Linked DNA regions of Homo sapiens: all the other regions are linked to region 3. A link is an interaction called in ENCODE POLR2A ChIA-PET data of the cell type or tissue named here. Cell type or tissue: GM12878. All regions are shown on one strand.

Region 1 (8,000 bases), 1.5 Mb after region 3:
ATATAGTATATATGTATTATATTATGTATAATGTATATTATGTATTATATATTAATATATTACATATTAATATATTATAATATATTAATGTATATTACATATTAATATATTATAATATATTATAATATATATATATATATATATTTTTTTTTTGAGACTGAGTCCCGCTCTGTTGCCCAGGCTGGAGTGTAAATGCATGATCTCGGCTCACCGCAACCTCCGCTTCCCAGGTTTAAGTGATTTTCCTGCCTCAGCCTCCTAAGTAGCTGGGATTACAGGCACGTACCACCACACCCAGCTAATTTTTGTATTTTTAGTAGAGACGGGGTTTCACCATGTTGGCCAGGCTGATCTCAAACTCCTGACCTCAGGGGATCTGACTGCCTCGACCTCCCAAAGTGCTAGGATTACAGGCGTGGGCCACCGCGCCCAACCAAAATTTCAGCATAATATACTAATGTTCCATTCTTCTGCAACATCCTGAGCCATTAAAAAGGGGACAGTGCGCAGTTTGCCTGATAAATCATGTTTCTAAAACAAGTCTCTATGCCCTTTTCTCCCTCCCAGCAGTCTCAGGATATTTATTCTTAAATAAATTTAATTTTTGGTGTTCTTAGAAGGCAAGAAAGCTTTGAATCATTTCTGCCACTGCTGTTTTCAGTACTGCATACATCTCTCTGTTCCTGCTACAGCCTTCCTTATGGAGAAGCTTGGAATTTGATAAAGAAGGAAAGTTTCTTGGAGCAACCAGGAGTTAGTAATGTCATAGGATTATCAGAGCCACAATATTATCAGTCAGAGGATCTTTCAGGCTGCAAAGAGCCTGCAGATCATGATTAGAGGGTGTGGAAGGACTAGACAAGTCCTGGCAGCACTGACCCTTTATCCCTCCTCTTGCACTGCCCCCCCTCCCCCCACAACATTAAATCCACCCACTGAAAGTCCCATGAGCCTTTGGACAAAGTTTACATTATGCCGTTGGAAAATCTGATCCTATTCTGGATCATTGGCTTGCATCCCTTCCTCATTTGCATTTTGTGTGTCAGATCACTGGATCCAAAATAATTTGGTTGAGAACAAGTTGATCCAAAACAATATTTTTGTTTAAACAACAAATCATTGCTAACTAAATGCATCATCTACTATTTGTATTTTCTTGTATTTCTCATTTGAATCCTCTTTATTCATTTAAGGCATATTAGGCTCACTCTACTAGTTTGACAATGTCTTTGGTCTTTTAATTTTGCAAAATTGGCTAAAAATAAATGTTTCCAATCACCTACTTATGTTTGCATAATTTATATGTATGGTGTGGGGGGTGGATACTAATTTTAGATACCTTTAAAGTAATTGTGGCACAAATACCAGTGGTACTGAGTTGCTTCTCCAGCAAAGTGAAGCATAAAGAGATATAAACTCCTTGACCATCCTGCTAGGGGAGTTTCAGAATCCTTCCAGGTTACTTACTTTCTTTCTTTATTTTTTTTTGTTGTAGAGATGGATCTCGCTATGTTGACCAGGCTGGTTTCAAACTCCTGGATTCAAGGGGACCTCCCACCTTGGCCTCCCAAAGTACTGGGTGTGAGCCACCATGCCTAGTGAGTGCATGGTTACTTTGGTTACTTTCTTTTTTTTCTTTATTCTTTTTTTTTTTTTTAAGACAAAGTCTTGCTCTGTCGCCCAGGCTGGAGTGCAGTAGCACGATCTCTGCTCACTGCAACCTCCACCTCCTGGGTTCAAGCAATTCTCCTGCCTCAGCCTCCTGAGTAGCTGGGACTACAGGCGTATGCCACCACGCCCAACTAATTTTTTCTTTTTCTTTCTTTTTTTTTTTTTTTGTATTTTTAGTAGAGACAGGGTTTCACCGTGTTAACCAGGATGGTCTCGATATCCTGACCTCACAATCCGCCTGCCTCGGCCTCCCAAAATGCTGGGATTACAGGTGTGAGCCACCGCACCTGGCCTAGATGGTTACTTTCTATGTGCTTGCCTTTGCAAAATAAGGAACGTGTTCTCTTTGGCCCTACCTAAATCTGAAGCCTAGCAGCACATTTACAGCTTTCCCCAGGGTAGTCTGGGAGGCCCTTCAGGTCGGTAGCCTGTGGAATTAGCATGGTTTGGTGCTCTCACTCCTCACGCTCTCCAGTAGCCAAGACAAGAGGCCCCTGGCTAGCTCTGGTAATGCACCTCCTGCTGGGAGGATGCTGACACCTCAGTGTTCATACTCTGGCTTAACCTTAACACTGTTGCCTCAGAATGCATCTCCTTGCTCATTCTCCTGAGATATAGGGACTGCTCTCTCTTTCTCTTTTTGAGCTTTTTCCAAAAGTCTTCACCCTTCATCACAAAACTATTCAGAATGCTAGGAAACAGGCCCTTGTTGTAAGCAAAACATTTTTATAGGAACACAAAGTTAATATTAGTATAAAACTGCACACGTGTGAAATAAGAAGCCTAAAATGTGAGCAATCTTAGGGTTTATGTATGTCATTTGTTAGAAATGTTAGAAATCTTTGCAAATAGCCAAACAAAAGGTGAATTCAGCTCTGGAATACAGATGACTTGAGAATGATGCTCATGAACACACGGAGGGTTTTTTTTCCAAATATGGAAGCAGTAGAATTGACTTTAGAAGTTAACTTTATTAACAACTTCAGTAGAACTCTCCTATAAATAGAAATAAAATATACTCAGTTCTCTGCCTCAGGGATGGTTCCCCTACTACCACCACTCCCAGAGAAATACATTTGGGAGAGTTTTAGGAGTCAGTACATTTTTCAGTACCCTTGAGGATGTTTTTCTGTGCAGAGGAAAAATTATTCGGAGATGCCTTGGTCTTAAAAATTAATATTTGATTTTAAAAGAGTTTTTAGTTCCACTTCATTCACATTCCTTCTAGCAAATTTTAACAATTGGCTAGGCATGGTGGCTCATGCCTATAATCCCAGCACTTTGGGAGGCCAAGACAGGCATTTTGCTTGAGCCCAGGAGTTCAAGACCAGCCTGGGCAACATAGTGAAACCGTGTCCTTACAAAAAAAATACAAAAATTAGCTGGGTGTGGTGGCATCCACCTGTAGTCCCAGCTACTTGGGAGGCTGGGGTGGGAGGATCACCTAAGCCCAGGAAGTTCAAGGCTGCAGTGAACCCACTGCCCTCCAGTCTGTGTGGCAGAGTGAGACCTTGTCTCAAATTTTTTTTTTTTTTTTTTTTTTGAGACAGAGTCTTGCTCTGTCTCCGAGGCTGGAGTGCAGTGTGCAATCTCGGCTCACCGCAAGCTCCGCCTCCGGGGTTCACGCCATTCTCCTGCCTCAGCCTCCTGAGTAGCTGGGACTACAGGCACATGCCACCACGCCTGGCTAATTTTTTGTATTTTTAGTAGAGACGGGGTTTCACCTTGTTAGCCAGGATGGTCTCGATCTCCTGACCTAGTGATCCGCCTGCCTCAGCCTCCCAAAGTGCTGTGATTACAGGCGTCAGTTACCACGCACGGCCAAAAAAAAATTTTTTTTTTTAATCACTTTTTTTTTTTTTTCTGAGACGGAGTTTCGCTCTTGTTGCCCAAGCTGGAGTACAATGGCGCGATCTCGGCTCACTGCACCCTCCGCCTCCTGGGTTCAGGTGATTCTTCTGCCTTAGCCTCCTGAGTAGCTGGGATTACAGGCGTGCACCACCACGCCCGGCTAAGTTTTGCATCTTTAGTAGAGACGGGGTTTCACCATGTTGGTCAGGCTGGTCTAAAACTCCTGACCTCAGATGTTCCACCCGTCCCGGCCTCCCAAAGTGCTGAGATTACAGGTGTGAGCCACAACGCCCGGCCAACAATCACTTTTTTTTTTATTTTTTTGAGATGAAGTCTTGCTCTTGTCCCCCAGGCTGGAGTGCAATGGCACCATCCCAGCTCACTGCAACTTCTGCCTCCCGGGTTCAAGTGATTCTAATACCTTGGCCCCCCGAGTAGCTGGGATTACAGGCGCCTGCCACCACCCCCAGCTAATTTTTGTATTTTTAGTAGAGACAGGGTTTCACTATGTTGGCCAGGCTGGTCTAGAACTCCTGACCTCAGGTGATCCACCTGCCTCGCCCTCCCAAAGTGCTGGGATTACAGGCGTGTGCCACCGCACCCGGCCAACAATCACTTTTAATAGTGATTTTTATAATTTGATTATTTGCAAATATTGTTACATGTGCTTTAACATATTAAATGCTTTTATATATTTAATAATTTACTTTTAAGCACTTCAATCGTCTCACTTAGACAAAATGTTTCCAAGTTTTAAATTATTAATTTTTTTTAATAAATAGAGACATGTCGCCCACGCTGGTTTCTAACTCCTGAGCTCAAGCAATTCTCTGGCCTTGGCTTCCCAAAGTGCTGAGATTACAGGTGTGAGCCACTGCACCTGGCCAAAAATTTTTAAATAACATTGATAATTACAAATTAAATGCATTAATATGGTGAACTTAAGGTCATTTAAATGCTAGTTTCTTTTTTTGAGACAGAGTCTCACTCTGTTGCCCAGGCTGGAGTGCAGTGGCACAATCTCGGCTTACTGCAACCTCCACTTCTAGGGCTCAAGTGATTCTCCTGCCTCAGCCTCCCAAGTAGCTGGGATTACAGGCGTGCACCACCATGCCTGGCTAATTTATTTTTATTTTATTTTTTTATTTTTAGTAGAGACGAGGTTTTGCCATGTTGGTCAGTTTGATCTTGAACTCCTGACCTCAGGTGATCTGCCCGCTTCGAGCTCCCAAAGTGCTGGGATTACAAACATGAACCACCACGTCTGGCCTCACTTAAATGTTTTAACATTTAATTTAATTTAAATGTTTTAGTAAAATCTCATCTTAAAATCACAAATTTGGTCGGGTGTGGTGGCTCAGGCCTGTAATCCCAGCACTTTGGGAGGTGAGGTGGGAGGGTCACTTGAGTCCAGCAATTGGTGACCCTGTCTCTACAAATAATTTAAAAATTAGTTGGAGGTGGTGGTGCACACCTGTAGTGCCAGCTACTCGGAGGGCTGAAGTGAGTGGATCGCTTGGGCCAAGGAGTTGGATGCTGCAGTGAGCTGCAGCCTCTACACTCCAGCCTTAGGGATGGAATGAGACCTTGTCTCTAAAATAACAAAAGGAATGGCCGGGTGCGTTGGCTCACGCCTGTAATCCCAGCACTTTGGGAGGCTGAGGCGGGTGGATCACGAGGTCAGGAGTTCAAGACCAGCCTGGCCAAGACAGTGAAACCCCGTCTCTAGTAAAAATACAAAAATTAGCTGGGCATGGTGGTGGGCACCTATAATCCCAGCTACTCGGGAGGCTGAGGCAGAGAATTGCTTGAACCCAAGAGGCAGAGGTTGCAGTGAGCCAAGATCGTGCCACTGCACTCCAGCCTAGGTGACAGAGCGAGACTCCGACTCAAAAAAAACAAAAACAAAAACAAAAAAAACAACAAAAGGAACAAACCACACACATTCAATTACATATATATGTATATATATATGTATATATGTATATATATGTGTATATATATGTATGTATGTATATATATATGTGTGTGTGTATATATATATATTTTTTTTTCTTTTTGAGATGGAGTCTCGCTCTATTGCCCAGGCTGGAGTGCATTGGTGCTATCTCGGCTCACTGCAAGCTCCACCTCCCAGGTTCACGCCATTCTCCTGCCTCAGCCTCCCGAGTAGGTGAGACTACAGGTGCCTGCCACCACGTCCGGCTAATTTTTTGTATTTTTAGTAGAGACGGGGTTTCACCGTGTTAGCCAGGATGGTCTCGATCTCCTGACCTTGTGATCCACCCGCCTCGGCCTCCCAAAGTGTTGGGATTACAGGTGTGAGCCACCGCGCCCAGCCCTCAATTACATATTTTAACTTGAATTGCAAAACTTACCTGTAAGAACCCCTTAGAACCTACCAACTGTATACCGATAGTTCTTTAACATGGAGATATTAAGCATGTGAGTTTGAGTCCCTTTAGTATTTCTTTGCTTAATGCTACATCCTCCCAGGGATAAGAGGCTCATCCCCTCAGGGAACAGTGGATCTCAATTCACAGAAGGTGAGGTTTCTGCCCAAGACCTCGGAACCTAATAGACTTCGGCATTATTTTCACTTTCTTCCTACTCTCACTGATACGACAATGACTGATCTGACAATGTTACCTGATTAAATTCTGCATCTCTCATCTGTTTTTTTCCCCAGATTCTGCAAACTAATTTCCAAGCCCATTCTAATGACAATCTGTTGCTAGGCCCACCCAGCAGCCTTGTCATCTCTTGTATCCTACATAGTATTTTTTTCTGTCCAGTTACACTTCTAACTCAATTTGGGACCCTAGATGGTGCCTGCCTTAGTGTGCAGGGCTACCAATGAAATGAGTGATGATAATATAGAATCCTACATCTCACTTTCCCTTCTTGTTTCCCTAACCACCAAAGACCAATGTGCATTGAATAAATAGAAGAATAGAAAATACTCTGTGTGTGTGTGTGTGCGTATGTGTGTGTGTGTGTGTGTGTGTGTGTAGAGGACAGGAGAGAGGGAGAGAGAAGAAATTTGCCATACATCTTTCATGAATATATAGCTGATAGAAGAAAGCTGGTAAACACAGAATCTCATTAAGAATTTCCATTTCTGGGCCAGAGGTGGTGGCTTATGCCTGTAATCCTAGCACTTTGGATTGAATTAGTTCATGAATGAGTGAATTAGTTGAATTAGTACATGAATGAGTGACTACATGAACAAATGATATACATGAGGATGTATCCATGCAGAAATCTGAAATTTATATTTATTTTCCCCCTTAAATTGGGTCCCTTTCCTGGCAGAAAAGACTCGAATTTTGGTGCTGACTATAATATTTTCTTTTTAAGACACAGACAAGTAGAATGTGCGTATCTCATTTGAGTCTCATATTCGTCTTCAAGGTAAAAAAAAAAAATGTGCTTAGTAGTGGCGGCTGCCTTAGAAATGGAAATTCTCTTTTTCTTTTTTCTTTTTTTTAAATTAGACAAGTTCTCCCTCTGTCACCCAGGCTGGAGTCCAGTGATGGGATCTTGGCTCACTGCAGCCTCAACCTCCCACACGCAAGTGATCATCCCACCTCAGCCTCCCCAGTAGCTGGGATTACAGGCACACAGTACAACGCCAGGCTAATTAAAAAAAAATTTGGCCGGGCGCAGTGGCTCACGCCTGTAATCCCAACACTTTGGGAGGCCAAGGTGGGAGGATCACCTGAGGTCAGGAGTTTGAGACTAGCCTGGCCAACATGGTGAAACCCCACCTCTACTAAAAAATACAAAAATTAGCCAGGCATGGTGGCAGGCAGCTGTAATCCTAGCTACTCAGGAGGCTGAGGCAGGAGAATCACTTGAACTCAGGAGGCAGAGGTTGCAGTAAGCCAAGACTGCACCACTGCACTCCAGCCTGGGCAACAAGAGCGAGACTCCATCTCAAAAAAAACAAAAAAAAAATTTGGTAGAGATAGGGTCTCATTGTTCTCATTGTATTGCCCAGGCTGGTCTTGAACTCCTGGGCTCATGTGATCCTCCTGCCATGGCCTTCCAAAGTGCTGGGATTACAGACATGAGACATGAGCCACCTCACCCGGCACAGAAATGGAAATCCTTTTTTTTTTTTTTTTTTTTTTGAGATGGAGTTTCTTTCACTCTTGTTGCCCAGGCTGGAGTGCAATGGCGCGATCTCGGCTCACTGCAACCTTGCCTCCCGGGTTCAAGCAATTCTCCTGCATCAGCCTCCTGAGTAGCTCGGATTACAGGCATGCGCCATCATGCCTGGCTAATTTTGTATTTTTAGTAGAGACGGGGTTTCTCCATATTGGTCAGGCTGGTCTTGAACTCCCAACCTCAGGTGATCCGCCCACCTCGGCCTCCCAAAGTGCTGGGATTACAGGTGTGAGCCACCACGCCCGGCCTCACAGCAACGGAAATTCGTAATGAGATTCTGTATTCACCAGCTTTCTTCAATCAGC
Region 2 (8,000 bases), 94 kb before region 3:
CTCTCTTATGTCCTGCCCACTTCTTTCAGTGATGAGAAAGTGAAGATATGGGAGGAGTAAGTGACTTGCTTTGGGTCACAGAGCAAGCACATGACATAATACCCCAATATCACATGCACAAGAAGGACTGCTGGGTGGTGTCGGCAATCCAGCTCTCAAGTCAGCTCTGGGTTCCCATCACAGCTCATCCTTTCTTGTAAGAATTGTAACCCTGGGTGTGTTCCCTTACCCTCTCCACCCCACCTTCCTTACCTATAAAACAGGGTCAACAAAAAATGCTTACTTCAAAGTTTTGATGGGAGTATTGAATGAGTGACTGTGCATAGGACCATCACAGTAGTGCCCGGCACAGAGAAGCCCCCGGCCAGTGTGAGCCGTTGTTATCATTAGTCAGAGTTCACCTGTGCTAGGAGCCCACTGTCTGCTGGTTCTCTGTGATGGCCTTCACCCCCTGGGCATGATGAAGACCTGAGGTCTGCCTACTGGAGCCTTTGTCTGACCCTCTTTTTTGCGTTTTTGCTTTTTCATGGCATCCACTTCAGGATCTTCCAGAATCTTGTGGGGAGGGAAAACATAAAATATAATTACTAAAGGGAGGGAGGGAGCAATGAATCCTAATTAATTATACTTTAAAGAAAAATTTGTCCCCAAAATGGCCAGCAGTGCTGAAGTAGTGTCTGTGGTCATTACTAGGGGACTCAGCAGCTATCAGCCACTACCCTGCACCCTTGTATGGGGCCCAGCCTCACCTCTGATCTTGTCCTTGCTGACGTTAGTGAGCCCTGGGCGTGGGGTTTGCTAAGGTTCACTGTGACCCTAGGCTCAGGCCTCAGCCTCTGGTCATGAGGGCCTCGGGCTCTGTCCCACCCAGGCTGTCTCAGCACCCTCAGGGCCGCCTCCTGGCCCAAACCTAGGGTCCTGAGCAGGGGGTGAACTGTGGCCACATGGAACAAAGGCCACTAGGCTGGGAATGTTTGTCTGCATTGTTTCGGAGGCGTCTGCTATACTCCTTCTGGGGCATCAGGCATCAAAAGATTCCCTGGCTCCTCTCTTGAAAGCTAGCCATGTATCCCTTGCCTTCCATTAAATATACTCATAAATATAAATTAAATGAACCAGTCTTAATTTAAATGAACATGTTAGTACTGTTCATTTCAGTGTGAATACAGGTAATTAAATATTGCTAATGTTATTATTTAGGAGGGTGATTGTGCCTTTTTCTCTTATTTATTGGGTGTTTTTAAAACTTTTGCTTTAAATAAATGCAACCCTACTTTAATGTTTGGCAGAATATTAGTCACAGCCCTGTAAACAATTCCTACATATTTCTCTAAATGTGGGTAGTAAAGTGCACACCCCTCATCTTACTGAAGGTCTTCTCCAGACATTCTGCAGGTAACTGGAGACACAAATATGAACAGGCCCCATTCAGCCCTTCAGGCCCAGGCTATCTAGCAGGGGGTTCCTATTTCCCTCCTGCTGGGCCTGAAATCTCTGCAATAGGAATTGCTCATAGTTAGAGAGCAAAGGCCTCCCTTCTTTGCTCTCAAGAGAGCAGAACTACACAGGAGAGATGACTCTTTTATTTTGAAAAGCTTCCCAAACTGAGCCTGGCAAAAACAATCTAAAATGTTAGAAGAGGTCGAGTGTACGCAAAATTGCTTGGAAATAGGTCCTGTTCCCAGAGCAGCTTTTAAAAGGGTGGCGGGCGGGAGGGGAATAGGAAAGGGAAGGATGGATATAAAAGCAACCAGAACCCAGGAGCACTTGATCCCTGAGGAATGAGCTTGTAAGGAAAGCAACTCAACAAAAAGTCAGCACTACAATGCCGCTTGGACAAGGTTGCCACTTTTCCCAGAAACACTGTCTTTGGAAGACAAGGTTGATAGTAAAACACACAGGCCCTGCTTCCTTTACCTACCTCCCACACCCTGGAGGTTATATTACAACAATTGCATCTGTTTAGATTTGTTCTGTCTTTTCTCTGTCCCATCTGCGAGAGGTGGCACTCTTCTAGCTTCCTATGTTACGATTCTCTGCTATGTTTGGGCAAGTACTATGTTGTCTGGTTTTAAAAACGGAAAAACAAAGAGTTCAGTGACTGACTTAGAAACACACATATTAGTCATCAATGGATCTGAAACTATCCAGTCTCCTGACTGCCATTTAAATATTCTTTTCAAAAGCCAATCCTTAAAAACTCATCATTCTGCAGAAAAGGCTTTTTCCCTGTGTTGGGAATTCATAATCACCATTTTCTTGAAGAATCCAATAATTAGCCTCCTGTGTGATCTCTCTAGTTTCTCTACATTTTATCTAGTGTTGTCTGAAATGTAAGAATCTGAAACCCAAGTTGCAATCATCTTGTCCCCAGCAACTGTTTTACTCTCAAGTTCCTCATCAGATCAGGACCATTGTCCCATTTCATGGCATGGTTAAGAAGTCTAGCCAGCAGCTTTCAACCAGCAAATTCTTTCAAAGCAAGTCATAATTTGCTCCATTGCTAAACAATCAAAGGTCCAGATGCACTCTTTTGTTCTTATCAGCAGAACCATGGCATAAGCATCCCTCCAAGTAATTTCTAACATCTTTATCATCGAGGCTCTCCCCACACGATTTCCCCAGAAGGTTGTGCTGAGGTCCTCAGTCTTGGCCTGATGATCAGTCCTTAGGGCTCTGCACCACTGTGTCTTTATTCCAACACTCACTGAACAAGGTCATATACACGTTATCTCTCCTCCTTATTGTAAAAAAAAAATGCATAGAATCAAATTTAACTATTCCTTGGTGAACACCTGCCATCTGCCAAGCATCCTGTAGGTATTTTAAAACACATTGTCTCACCCACTCTGTATGCAGGCAAACTCAGCTTCTTTTCTAGATAAAAACCTTGAGCTCAGACTTGCCAGCTCCCTGTCTTCTCACTCCTTGCATCTCTCTAGTTCCTCCTGGAAGTTATCCAATCCTCTCCTCGGCCCCATCTGTCAGAGGTAGCAGGCTTCTAGCTCCTACATTGCGATTCTATGATATGTTCACGCAAGCACTATGTTGTCTAGTTTTAAAGGCAGAAAAAACAAAGAGTTCAATAGCTTATCCAAAAACACACATATTAGTCATCAATGGATATAGAGCCATCCACAGTCTTGACTCTCATTTAAGTATTCTTATCAAAAACTGATCCTTAATATTTCATCATTCTTCAGGAGGGCTGCAGGAACTTGGAGTACTACATGTAATAACATACTGGTCATCACTCTTGGCAAATATTGAAAGCTTCACTTGGTCCCTGACACCTAAAGGATAAAGAAGAGCTTGATGATCTGATGTGAGGTAAGGAAAGTGGAGATGGGTAGCCTATATTCACAGTTTTGCAAAAGATTTATTGCATTAGGAGCCCTGTGGGAAATCTTGCTGTTCAGAAGATGAGGCCACAGTTGTAGAACCTTAGACCCCTGGAGGTGTAAGTGGCCTCACAGATCACCACATCCAGCTTGAGTCCACCTGACAACATTTTTGCTCCTTAGAAAGGTCTTCTAGAAAGCAGAGCCAGAGTCAAGGATTAAAGTACTAGCCCTTAACTTGGCAGGTAAAAATCCAAAGGTGTGTACAAGGAAACAAGACAAGGGAATGAGAGGAGCCATGCGGTTGGGTGTGCTGGCTGCTGCTTCATGACAGCCATGAAGAAACTCAGCAGTGGCTTGGCAGGTGTGTCCACAGGGCACAGAGCATTTCTCTGAGAAGTTGCTGAAATTAATGACTTCTTTGGGGGTATTTCACAGATGAAAGAAAGCAAACATGTTTGTCTGCTAAGCTATCTCCCTTCTCCCAGTTCTTACTAGTCAAGGTTCACCATGAGGCAAGATATTTCCCTCACACTTCCCAGTAGCAACACTGGCTGTTTGGTGAAAGTCCAAGACACATGAGATCACGTTGATTCATATCTGGAAGAGGAGTGGTGGTTTGACACACGTGGGCTTGGCCTTTGGGCACATGAGCCTTGGAGCCCAGGGTGCAACTCAGACACCAATCTGCTCAGGGATCATGGCAGAAATGGCCCCAGGAAGTGGGAAATGTTTTTGGACAGCAGGAGGCAGTTATGGGACTCTCAGAAGGTGCACAAGATTTAGGTCCAAAACATCTACTAAGTGATCATTCAGCAACTAATGTACATCTCCAATATGGAGGAACTCATTGCTTCATCAAGAAACCTCTTTTTTTTTATTAAGCAAAAATCTATGATCCCTTAGAAATTTAGCCTCTTACTCTAGTTATGTCCTCCCAGAACCACGTAGAACAATTTTAACCCATCATCCACATGATGGTTCTTTTGTCTGTTTGGGACTTCAGGTGTCGAGCTTTGAGTTCTCGTGGTATTGTTGGCCTGTACAGGATCTCATTCCATGCTTCCATTCCTCCCTCCTCTGTATGCCACAATTATAAGGTGGTTTATGTGTATCTGATTATTTGTATGTCTTCTCATAAAAACTATGTTGTTTTGTGTGCATACACTTTTAATTTACCTGAAGGGATTGTGCTCATGGTATTTTTTTACTTTTTTCACTTAGTTATGTTTTTAATATATAGCCATGTTGCTGTCCTGTTCATCCAGGAATGAACACCTACTTTGCCTCTTATGCCTATGCAAACAACAGGTTTTAATGCTTGTTATTTTATAAGAATGTGTTAGAATTTTTCTAGAATACATACCCAGAAGTGGTATATAGTCTAGAAAATATATTTCTGGTGGAGTTTCGGGGTCATTGGGTATAAACATACTTAGATTGACTAAGTACTTCCGGATTAATCTCCAAAGTGGCTGCCCGTCTATATTTTCACCAACAGCCCATGAGATTCTTACATTCCTACATTTTCACCAATATTTTCATTTTCTCACTTTTTCAATTGACATTTCTCATTTAAGTGCAAAGAAATGTTATCATTCTAGTTTATGGTTTCCTAATCACTAATAATTTTGAATATCATTTTGTATGTTTGTCAGCCTTTTGGACTTTTCTTCCATGAATTACTTGTTACATATTTTTTGGTTGTGTCGTCTTTTACTTATTCTTGATAGATTCCTAGCTAGCAGAGATATTAGCCTCTTTTTTTAGTGTATTGATTGCAAATATCCTCTCTTATGTTTTTATATCTGCTTGTCTTGTCCATGGTATCCTTCATTGGACATGAATTTTTAATTTTAATGTAATCGTTGTGCCTTATGGTTTTCTGCTTTTAAGGTTATGTTATGTTTTTTTTCACCTTCAATGGGTAATATGTCAATGCTATAATAAGGCTTTAAGGAGGCACATTTCACACGTTAGTGTGAAAAACCAATCATCATGCTTATGATCCACAAAAGGATCTAAGGTTATGTTTAAAAATCCGTTCCTCCTCCAGAAGTTAATACTGCATTCTTCTACATTATTTGATTATTTTATAGTTAATATCTCCATTTCTTAGGTCTTTTGCCCATCTGCAACACCTCTTTCTAAATGATGTTGGGTAAGAATCTGGTTTTATTTTCCTCCATAAAGAAAGCCACCCAGGGATGTGTTGGAGCAGCTTGTGCCATGTGGCAAGAGCCAATTGTTAAATATTGAGGAATTTTGTAAGCTGGTTGCTAAATTGTTGGCAGTTTGAAATAGGCCGTGCTGGGAGTTTTTATACCATGGGAATTATCAATAAATCAAGTATTTTTTCCTTTAGGGGACTGGTTTACCACTACGCCATTGAAATGTCTACTGAATGTTCCTTTCTTTATTGATCTATACTGCTACTTTTATCATATATTAAGTTCCCATATACAAGGGATCTTGTCTGCGACTTTTTATGCCATTTCATTGGCCTGTTTGTCTATTCTTATCTGGTGCCATACTGTTTTTATTACTGTGTCTTTGAAGCTTATCTTAGTGGCTCATAGAGCAAGATCCCACTCTGTGCTCCTCTTTTTTAAAGTTGACTTAACCCTTCATAGACTATTACATAGTAGAATATTATGTCCTAAACCATTTTAGAATAAGTTTAACAAGTGCCTTACAAATATATCTGGCATTTGATTGATGTTTTGAAGCTATGAAACAATGTTGGGAGAGTTGATATTTTCAAAAAGTCCATCCAAGAACATGACTAACTCTCTATTTATTCAGATTCTGTTGTACAAAGTTGAATTAAATTTTAATATTTTTCCAAATTGCTTTTATTCATTATTTGCTAATTCCTGATGCTTTACAGATATTGTCACAATTCTGAATGGCATTTTTTTAAGAATATTTTCCAGTTGATTGCTGTTAATGCTATTAATTTTTGAATTATGAATAAATTTTTGAAACATGCTAATTTTTTGAAATTTGACCTTGCCAAAAACTCTTATTATTTCAGTTGGGTTTTGTTGAATTTTCTATGATCATAGTGTTTTAAAATATGATAGGTTTATTTCTTCGTTTTCTATCTTCACACTGCATTTTCCTTTCTTGATAATGATGGACAGCATTTATACCACCACATTTTGCTGTAGCAGTGCTGATAAGCATTCAACAGAGCTTGGCCCAGAAATGATCTGATATTGGAACTATCATAAGGATGTTAAATATTTTAATAAATAAATATGTAAGTACAGATGTTAAATATGCTAAAAAACTATAGTACAACAAGTAGACAATAATGCTTGAACAGATGGTGGATGTCAGCAGAGAGATATAAACTATAACCAGAGTCAAATGAAAATGTTAGAAGTGAAAAACATAGTATCAGAGATGAAGAACTCTTTCAATGAGTTTATCAGCAAACTGGACATATCAAAATAAAACATCCGTGAACCTAAAGATAAGTAAATAGAAATTAAGCAAAGTGAAACACAAAGAAAGAACAAAGAGAAAAAATACAGCAAGGGATATAAGGCTATGGGACAACATAAAATACCTAAAATTGGAGAAGGTGGAGAGGAGAATAGGCAGAAGAAATATTTAAAAAGACTGGCTGATAATTATTTTTTAGTTAATGAGAGTCAACTAATTACAGATTGAAGAAGCTCAAGAAAACTGAAGCAGGATTAAAAAAATATATACTTGTCTACATCATAATGAAACTATAGAAAACCAAAAATGAAAGAGAAAATCTTGAAGAGAGCCAGAAAGTTTCAAAAGGAACAACTTACACACAGAGAAAAAATATATAAGAATTATGGACAACTTCTCATCAGAAGTTAACTAAGCCTAAAGAAAATGGAGAGACATCTTTAAAGTACTAAAATAAGCATCAGTCAACCAAGAATTCTATATCCAGTGAAAATGTCTTAGAAAAATGAAGGCAGAATGAAGAGATTTTAGACAAACAAAAGCTGAGAGAATTTACTGCCAAAAATATTGAGGACATTTTTTTTTAGAAAGAAAGAGTAAGATAGCAGATGGAGGCTAGGCGCGGTGGCTCACAACTGTAATCCCAGCATTTTCGGAAGATGAGATGGGTGGATCACTTGAGGTCAGGAGTTCAAGAACAGCCTGGCCAACATGGGGAAACCCCGTCTCTACTAAAAATACAAAAATTAGCCAAGAGTGCTGGGGCACGCCTGTAGTCCCAGCTACCGGGCAGGAGAATTGCTTGAATCCAGGAGGCGGAGGTTTCAGTGAACCGAGATTATGCCGTTGCACCTCAGTCTGTGTGACAGTGGAGACTCTGTTTAAAAAAAAAAAAATGACAGCAGATGGCAATTTAGATGTATACAAAGAAAAAAGTGTGCTAGAACAAATAAAAATACAGTTAAATAAAGTAGAAACTTTTCTTATCTTTAAAAGAGAACCGAACAACAAAACACACTAACAGTGTGTTGGGGGGCTTATAACATACATAGAAAAGAAATGACAGTAATAGCATGAAGTAATACAATATTATTTGCATGTATATATGTGTGTGTGTGGGGGTGTGTGTGTGTGTGTGTGTGTATTAGCCAGGATACAAATGAAAATCACTCATCATATCATGAACCAGGAAAATATCAACTTGAA
Region 3 (8,000 bases):
TGGAGAACTCTCAGGCCTCTTTTATAAGGGCACTAATCCCCTTCTTAAGGGCTGTACCCTCATGACCTAGTCACCCCCCACAGGCCCCACCTCCTAATTTCCTCACATTCGTGGTAAGGATTTTAACATGGATTTTGAGGCGACACAAACATTCAGTGTGTTGGATAGACAGCAAGCCTGCCTGGGCAGTCTGTACCTAAAGCCACAGCTCTTCACCCACTTCCTTCTGAAAGTGGCATCATCATGCTCCCTTTAGATGATCAAAATGAGCCCCAATTCACAAGCTCCTAGAATCCCAGATAGGAAAAGCACCCCGAGTTCCCTCCCACAAGGCAGGTGGGCGCCCATCATTTGTGATGAATGCTAGCTACTCCATTTAATTCTTTACATGTCCAATGCCAGCTTTCTCTCCGTTTGCCTGTTAGCCGAGAACCCTGTGCAACTCTCTCCTGGATGTCATGGGAAATATGACAAAGAGAGAACACTTGGTCTTGGCCTCAAAGGACTCGTAATACAGAAGACCCGAGAAGGATGTACCTGCAGGGTTATCTACAGCAGAAATTTAATCAAATACTTGGCACATCGCAGTTACAAAGAAAGTTTTCAACGTGGGCCATTGGCCACTGCAGGTTTCTTTGTGAGAAACATTTGTGTGTTTTTTATCCGAGGGAACAAAACCCTAGGAAAGGAAGTTTCCATCATCTACTCCCATTTTTCCTCCTTCTTGAACAAAACTTTTAGCTCAAGGAACACTGCTTTTGAAGGCTTGTGTTTCATGCAGCCTGCTTCCTTAGTTGATCTGTTCACAAGATCACATCAAGTAATTTCTTCCATTCTGGGAAGATGGCGAAAACAAACAGATACTGTCAGCAGATGTTGATGAACCACCTTTCCAGAAATAAACAGTGGCAGGGAACAGAGAAAGCCTGGAGAATCCCCATCAGTCATCAGCCGGAGAAGACCTTTTCCTGGGCTGGAGTCCTTGCTGGGGAAACGTCTGTTCTCTGCAGCCTGAGGCAGCTCTGGCCAGGAGGCAGCACTCAGCAAGTCCTAAGACCAAATTACCATCCTGGCTCCACTTTGGGTTTGTAAAGTCATCTGACTTTTTCTCTCCAGGTGCCTTAGTTGCCTCGTCTGTAAAATGTACCCATGGTCTCCTGGGAGGTTGTAAAGTCTAAGGAGATGCTGTACTTGAGCCTCCGAGACTCGAATATCCTGTAAATGCAAGCTGTAGCTATTTAACTTGTTACCTGGAGCTAAGCAGGAATCAGAGAGCAGAGTAGGCAGAACCCCACTCTTTGCCTAGAACATTGCTCATTTATAAAGTATAAGTTTCTTTCTCATTTTTAGAACAAGTTTAATTTTTTTTCCAGAGATTATTTGCATGGGATCCTTTTTCTCCCTTCCCCTTTCTGATGAAAGCTTTTTATAGTGTGTGTAAAGAATAGCAACAAGGAAACACTTTCTGGTTCCTCTGCTTTAACCTTCAAATCTTCTGGGTACAGAAGCTCTGGCTTTAAATAGCCCTTTCTAAGATTCGGGGAAAGGGGATGCCGTGGAAGCCAAGTTGGTGAGCCTGGGAGAGGACACTTCTCAAATGAGAGTCATGTCTTGGAACATGGATCCCCAAAAAAGAGGGAATAATTTTACGGAGCAAATGATACTCCACAGTACCAATCACTCATCATGTTTAAAAACTGCATATCTAATTCTCTTTCCATGTATCCATCTTGGAAGAATACTGTTTCCGAAAAACATCTCAGAAAAGAGAAACTTTAGAATGAATACAATATACAGGCTTTAATTTCTGCTTCTCTGTAGTTGTGCCTGTAGGTCTCTAATTTTTATTCAGGCCAAAGATTATGAGAATTAGCATAAATGATATTTTTAAAATTTGTTACAATACAGAGGTGTCTCCTTATTCAACGGTAGCTAAAATTGTCCCCTCGTTGACAGTATCCACAGAGGCCAGAAACAACTCTGCTTGTTATGATAACTTTGGCTTCTTCATGACTGCTAAAGAGTTGTCCCAGCACTTGGGGAGGCTGAGGCAGGCAGATTGCCCTGAGCTCAGAAGTTTGAGACCAGCCTGGGCAACATGGTGAAACCCCGTCTCTACAAAAAATACAAAAAAAAAATTTATCCAGTCATGGTGGTGCACACCTGTAGTCCCAGCTACTTGGGAGGCTGAGGTGGGAGGATTGCTTGAGCCTGGGAGGTGGAGGTTGCAGTGATCTGAGATCACATCACTGCACTCCAACCTGGGCAACCCCCAGACTTTCTCTTTCCCACCTCCAACAGTGAGACCCTGTCTCAAAAAAAGAAAAAAAAAAGGTAACTAGTCAACAACCAAAAAAAATAAAAAATAAAAAAAATTGGCAAAGAAAAATGTAAATTAAGACCACAATGAGCTATCAGTTTACCCAGTAGGATGGCTATTACAAAATACAAAACGATCAAAACTAGAAAATATCCAGTATTGGGAAGGATGTGGAGAAATTGGAACCTTATACATTGCTGATGGAAATGTAAAATGATTGAGCCACTCCAGAAAATGGTACGGTGGTTCCCCCCAAAAATTAAACATAGAATTACCAAATTGATCCACCTATTCTCCTTCTGGGTACATACCCAAAAGAATTAAAAGCAAGGACTTGAACAAACATGGTCCTAGCAGCATCAATCACAGTAGCCAAGAGGTGGAAGCAACCTAAATGTCCATCGACAGATGAATAAATCAACAAAATGTGGAATAGTCATACAATGAATATCAGCCTTAAAAGGATGGAAATTCTGACACATTTTACAACATCGATAAAACTTGAGGAGCTTATAGTAAGTGAAACAGGCCAGATACAAAAAGACAAATAGTGATAGTTCCCCTCAGATGAGGCACCTAGAATAGTCAAATCCACAGAGACAGAAAGGAGAATGGAGGTTTCCAGGGGCAGGAGAGAGAATGAGGCGTTAGTGTTTAGTGGGTGCAGATTTTCAGCTGGGGAAGATGAAGAGGTTCCAGGGGTAGCCGCACAACAGTGTGAATATACTTTAAAATGGCTAAGATGGCAAATTCTATGTTAGGTATTTTTTTAAACACAGTAATAAAAAAAAAAAAGCATCTAGTTTAGGGATTTGGCAAGACCAATACCCAAGAGCCAGGTTTCTCCCACTCCCTGCACCCTCCCTAAATTCTCAGGCCCACCTGATGGAAAACAAGCCTCCCTGCGCCTGTGCTCTCCACAAGACAAAAAAAACAAACAAAAACACAAAAACCGTGCCTGGCCTGCTTTTCTCTGCTATGGAACAGCAACACTTCAGCCAGGACCATCAACCTCCTGAAGTGACCAAGTCCCACTGGGTCCTCGTCTCGGAGCTCAGGACCCCGGCCTCATTATTGCTAAAGGAAAGCACCTCTGAAAACACTCATTCTGGAACAGCCCAGGCGACAGCAGTGCCCCCTCCCCTCCCCCGAGCCTTTGCCTTGTCTGAGCCAAACAGCAGTTGCTCCTCGACGTCATCCCAGAAGCATCTCTTGCAAGAACTAACGTCCCTTATTTCATTTCTCTCTCCCACCCCCACCTTAGAAGCTCTCTGAGCTCTTCCTGAATTGATCCTGGTATTTGACAAATTAAATCTTTTCAGGAATTGAGACTCTCACCTCCTTAGAATGACCAGAAATGAAGGAGTTGCAACTGATGTTTTTAAATTCCCAAATTACAGATGGCAAACCAAGTTGTGGGGAATGGCGCAGAGGGGAGCTGAAGGCTGGGGTTGGGGAAGCGGGGCTGCCAGCTAGGCTTTGGGGACCTGCCCAGGCGGAGGGGGTAGCCACTACCAGCGATGAGCTGCAAATGGTAGGAGTGCGCAGCTCCTCCTGGCTGACGGGAAGATCTGACTCCGCGCTTCTTGTTACCCTGATGGTACGAGTGCTTCATGTGGCCTCTCTTATTTCAGCATGTGCTGGGCTCACCTGTAGGTGGTGCTGAGCCAGGGGCCGGCTCCTGCACAGCTTGTGTCTGATAACAGGCATCACAAGAGAACACCACCTTCCTGGCTGTGAAGTTTTCGTGATTTGAATCCAAGTTCCCAGCCAGTGTCAGAGGGGGTGTCACTGGTCCCCACACCAGGACCACAGGCCTGATTTCAATGGTGACTGTTCCAGCAGTTATGCAGGAGCCCTGGGCTGGGCACACTATGTCATACTAACTTTCCATCCTGTGTTTTGAATATCAGAACTCTTGTTAAGGTGAAAACTCTGGAACCTTTACCCCATAGTAGTTGACCAAGGAAACGTAAAGGCAAAGCTACCGTACTCAGTGATGCTTTCTTTTAACTCAGTTTGTATTTTCTTCACCTTAAGGTGCATTTGAAAGATAGTGGCACATAGGGTGTCAGAAAGGCCTTTATTTAATGTTCACACCAAGTGGGTGCACTGAGTGGGAACCACCTTAATCTGCTGTTCATTTCTTGCAGCAGTTATGCAAGTAAGTATAATGATCACCATTGTAAAAATGAGGAAGTTGAAATGGAGAGAAATAAATAGCTTGCCCAAAATCACCAGCTGTGAAGCGGCCGGGGCTGGCCTTGGCCCCCAGGAACTGGCCGGAGACATCTTTCCGTGACGTAATTAAGCTCTGGCCTAATGGGCCTCATGCAGGAGCTCATCTCCATTTCTCCTGTAACTTGCAGAGGGCAGCTCACTGCTGAGCACAGGTTGCAGGCAGTTTCTCCGTGTGCCCCTAAGCCCTCTGTAGGAAACTGCAGGCCAAAAAATGCACGTAGAGCTTGGGGACGCCCAGGACTTGGCCTTCATCTCAATGCTGCAGCTCTTTGATCCAATTGTCTACAAGCCACAAACCATGTTAGCAAAGGAAACATTATCTCGCCTGAAGTGCAACTCTATGCCCATCTAATGCACACAGCAGCAGCGCAAGTTAGTGAGCAGCAGCTGGGAAGCCCACAGCTCTTCCTGCCCTCTCTGGGAAACCAAACAGCGACCACAACGAAATCACATGTTGAGTGAGGGCTGTAAACCCAAAGACCCTGGTGACTGAGATCTCCAACTTTAGAGAACTGCTAGAGAACAAGTGTGTGCCTGCCCAGTCAGTGGGTGCCCCTCAGCCTTGGCCACAGGACAGATGTGAGGCCATGAACTGATGGCATGGGAGCACGGGGCTGGGGTGGCCCAGCCGTCCCCAGAACACTGAGCTACCAACTTCTACCTCCCTACCACAGCCTGATCCGATCGGCACGTGCTGCTAGTGGTCAGCGTTCTGCTAGCCTACCAGCTTTGCACCCCCTGGGTGGAAGGAGAATAGCGGAGGGATGACCCAGGTGCAGGAGGAGGCAGCCCGGGCTCAGAGGTGTCTGAAGACCTTGGTCAGACAGCGAGGCACTGGCACTGTGTTCAAGCACCCTGTGCCCTGACTTCCAGCATCTCTGACGTGTGCACCTCTCACCAGAGAGGCCTTTCTGTGCCACAAACCTAGACAGCCCTTGTTCCCTGCTGTGTCCGTGTTATAAAATAGACCAGGCAAGAGAGGGTCTTCTGGAAGGTCAGAGCTGTGGCCGTCTTGCTTAAAGCTGAGAAAGCAGGAAGCAGATGAGGAACGCAGAAACCTTCTGAACCTGGAGGCGGGCAGACCGGGACAGAGGGCAGTGTGCGCGTGTGCTTGCTGCTCCGCAGCTTCCAGCTCTCCCTTCTTGCGGGCCGCCTCCTCCATTCCCTCTTCTAAAGGACCTTGCGTTTCCTACACAACTCCATTTCATCCACAGCCAGTGGAGCGCTGGCCTTTTTATTTTTCTTTGTGTCTCCTAACTTTTTTTATTAAAATAAATTTTAATTGTGGTAAAATACACATAATGTAAAATGTATCGTTTAACCAGTTTTAAGTGTGCAGTTCTGTGGCACTGATCGCATTCATGTTATTATACAACCATCACCACCATCCACTTTTTCATCTTCCCAGACTGAACCTCTAGTCCCATTAAACCACTCCTTGTCCCCCCCTTCCAGCTCCTGCAACCACCATTCCACTTTCTGTCTCTATGAATTTGATCACTCTAGGAACCTCATATAAGTGACATCATACAGTGTCCTTTTGTGTTTGGCTTATTTCACTTACCAGGGTGTCCCCAAGGTTCATCCCTATTGTAGCGGGTGTCAGAACTTCCTGCCTTCCTAAGGCTGAAGAGTATTTCATTGTATGGATAGACCGCATTTTGTTGATCCATCCATCTGTCAGTGGACACTTGGGTTGCTTCTACCTTTTGGTTATTGTAAATAACCCTGATGTGAACATGGGTGTGCAAATATCTATTCAAGTCCCTGCTTTCAACTCTTTTGGGTACATACCCAGAAGTGAGATTGCTGGGTCATATGGTAATTCTGTTTTGTTGTTTTTTGTTTTGTTTTGTTTTGTTTTTTGAGGAACCACCTTACTGTTTTCCATAGTGGCTGGACCATTGTATATTCTCATCAGCTGTGTTTAAGGGTTCCAATTTCTTCACATCCTTGCCAACTTGTGATTTTTTGATAGCATTTTTTGATAGTAGCCATCCTAATGGGTGTGAGGTGCTGCCATCATTTCTTTTTGAAATCAAGTGTCCAGTGCATGTGGTCTGAAAACTTAATAGGATTCTAAAGTGTCCACATCACACCTGAAATGTTTGCATAGGTCTGTACTGTCAGGCAAACGTGTGCACTCACACATCACTCTCACCTCTGTCTGTGCCCGGAGCATGATTCCAGTTGGTTCTTGGTGTCGAGGTTGTCAGTGATGGTGATCTGGTGCCTGGTGAGACCCCATTTGCCGGAAGCATGTGTGCACTGCTCCCTTGGGAAGATAGAGGCCTCTGAATGTGTTTGTTTCTTGGCTTCAGAACCACGACCATGCCTGCATCGCCTGTCGGATCATCTATCGGTCAGACGAGCACCACCCTCCCATCCTGCCCCCAAAGGCAGACCTGACCATCGGCCTGCACGGGGAGTGGGTGAGCCAGCGCTGTGAGGTGCGCCCCGAAGTCCTCTTCCTCACCCGCCACTTCATCTTCCATGACAACAACAACACCTGGGAGGGCCACTACTACCACTACTCAGACCCGGTGTGCAAGCACCCCACCTTCTCCATCTACGCCCGGGGCCGCTACAGCCGCGGCGTCCTCTCGTCCAGGGTCATGGGAGGCACCGAGTTCGTGTTCAAAGGTAGGATTCCCATCTCAAGTCCCAGTATCACAGCCAATAAACAGCCCTGTGACATTTTTGTGGAGGCAGAGCTGAGGGAAAGGACCTCTTTTCTGCCTGAGTTCCCAGGAAAGAAATTGGGGAGTCATTTCTGCCTCAGTCCTTCCCAACGCCCTCTGAGTTTCTCCCTGCTCAAAATGGATCAGGTGGACAGCCTCCACTTGCAGGCCTGAATGCGAGAGGAGTCCACGCCACTGCCTGTGGGAAGTTGCCAGCCAGGGAGGATGTTACTGGGAATGAAATCTCTGGCCAGGTGCGGAGGCTCATGCCTGTAATCCCAACACTTTGGGAAACCAAGGCAGGAGGATCTCATGAGGCCAGAAGTTTGAAACCAGCCTGGGCAACATAGTGAGGCCCTAACTCTATAAAAAAATAAAATAAATTAGCTGGATGTGGTGGCATGTGCCTGTAGTCCCAGCTGTTCTGGAGGCTGAGCTAGGAGGATCGCTTGAGCCCAGGAAGTTGAGGCTACAGTAAGATATGATCATGCCACTGTACTCCAGCCTGGGCAACAGAGAAAGACCCTGTCTCTAAAAAACAAAAAAAGAAATCTCAAGTCTGCACTTTGTGTTCTTTATACACAACTCTGGCAGATTCCATGCTGCCCCTCTAATAACACTGCGTTTGCTTGCATGCCACAGTGCTTTCCTGAGTGAGCAATAAAGAGGTGTTAGTGACACCTCAGGTGCTCAGAGCTGTCCTTTCCAACCCTGAGCTTGTCGTGTAATTGAGAGGTTGTCACCTGCTTGGAGGTGGG

The links. Peaks named below come from ENCODE experiments on the same cell type or tissue, not always from the same donor. Only the 100,000 strongest peaks of a DNase experiment are listed, where the experiment ranks them.
Region 1: POLR2A ChIA-PET joins it to region 3 with 5 read pairs; 2 of 35 experiments call an interaction of 5 or more read pairs at or near these places.
Region 2: POLR2A ChIA-PET joins it to region 3 with 7 read pairs; 2 of 35 experiments call an interaction of 5 or more read pairs at or near these places.

The regions. Positions count from the first base shown.
Region 1 is chr18:11,961,914-11,969,913 of GRCh38, forward strand. No RefSeq gene overlaps it. Among named protein-coding and RNA genes, the nearest start is that of IMPA2, 16 kb to the right of the region's middle. In GM12878, a CTCF peak has its summit at 2,188; no DNase peak of the experiment used is centred here.
Region 2 is chr18:10,384,639-10,392,638 of GRCh38, forward strand. LOC105371989 (a long non-coding RNA gene) reads left to right here. Exons shown (of 3, transcript XR_001753348.1): 2 at 3,204-3,330. LOC124904370 (small nucleolar RNA U13) reads right to left here and starts at 5,362; the gene lies at 5,260-5,362. In GM12878, no CTCF peak of the experiment used is centred here; a DNase peak (open chromatin) is centred at 7,101; H3K4me3 peaks cover 979 bases; H3K27ac peaks cover 1,387 bases.
Region 3 is chr18:10,478,580-10,486,579 of GRCh38, forward strand. APCDD1 (APC down-regulated 1) reads left to right here. Exons shown (of 5, transcript NM_153000.5): 4 at 6,883-7,204. Among named protein-coding and RNA genes, the nearest start is that of APCDD1, 28 kb to the left of the region's middle. RefSeq lists enhancers at 4,265-4,434, 4,455-4,504, 4,545-4,734 and a silencer at 7,345-7,544. In GM12878, no CTCF peak of the experiment used is centred here; DNase peaks (open chromatin) are centred at 4,512 and 4,912; H3K4me3 peaks cover 303 bases; H3K27ac peaks cover 1,717 bases.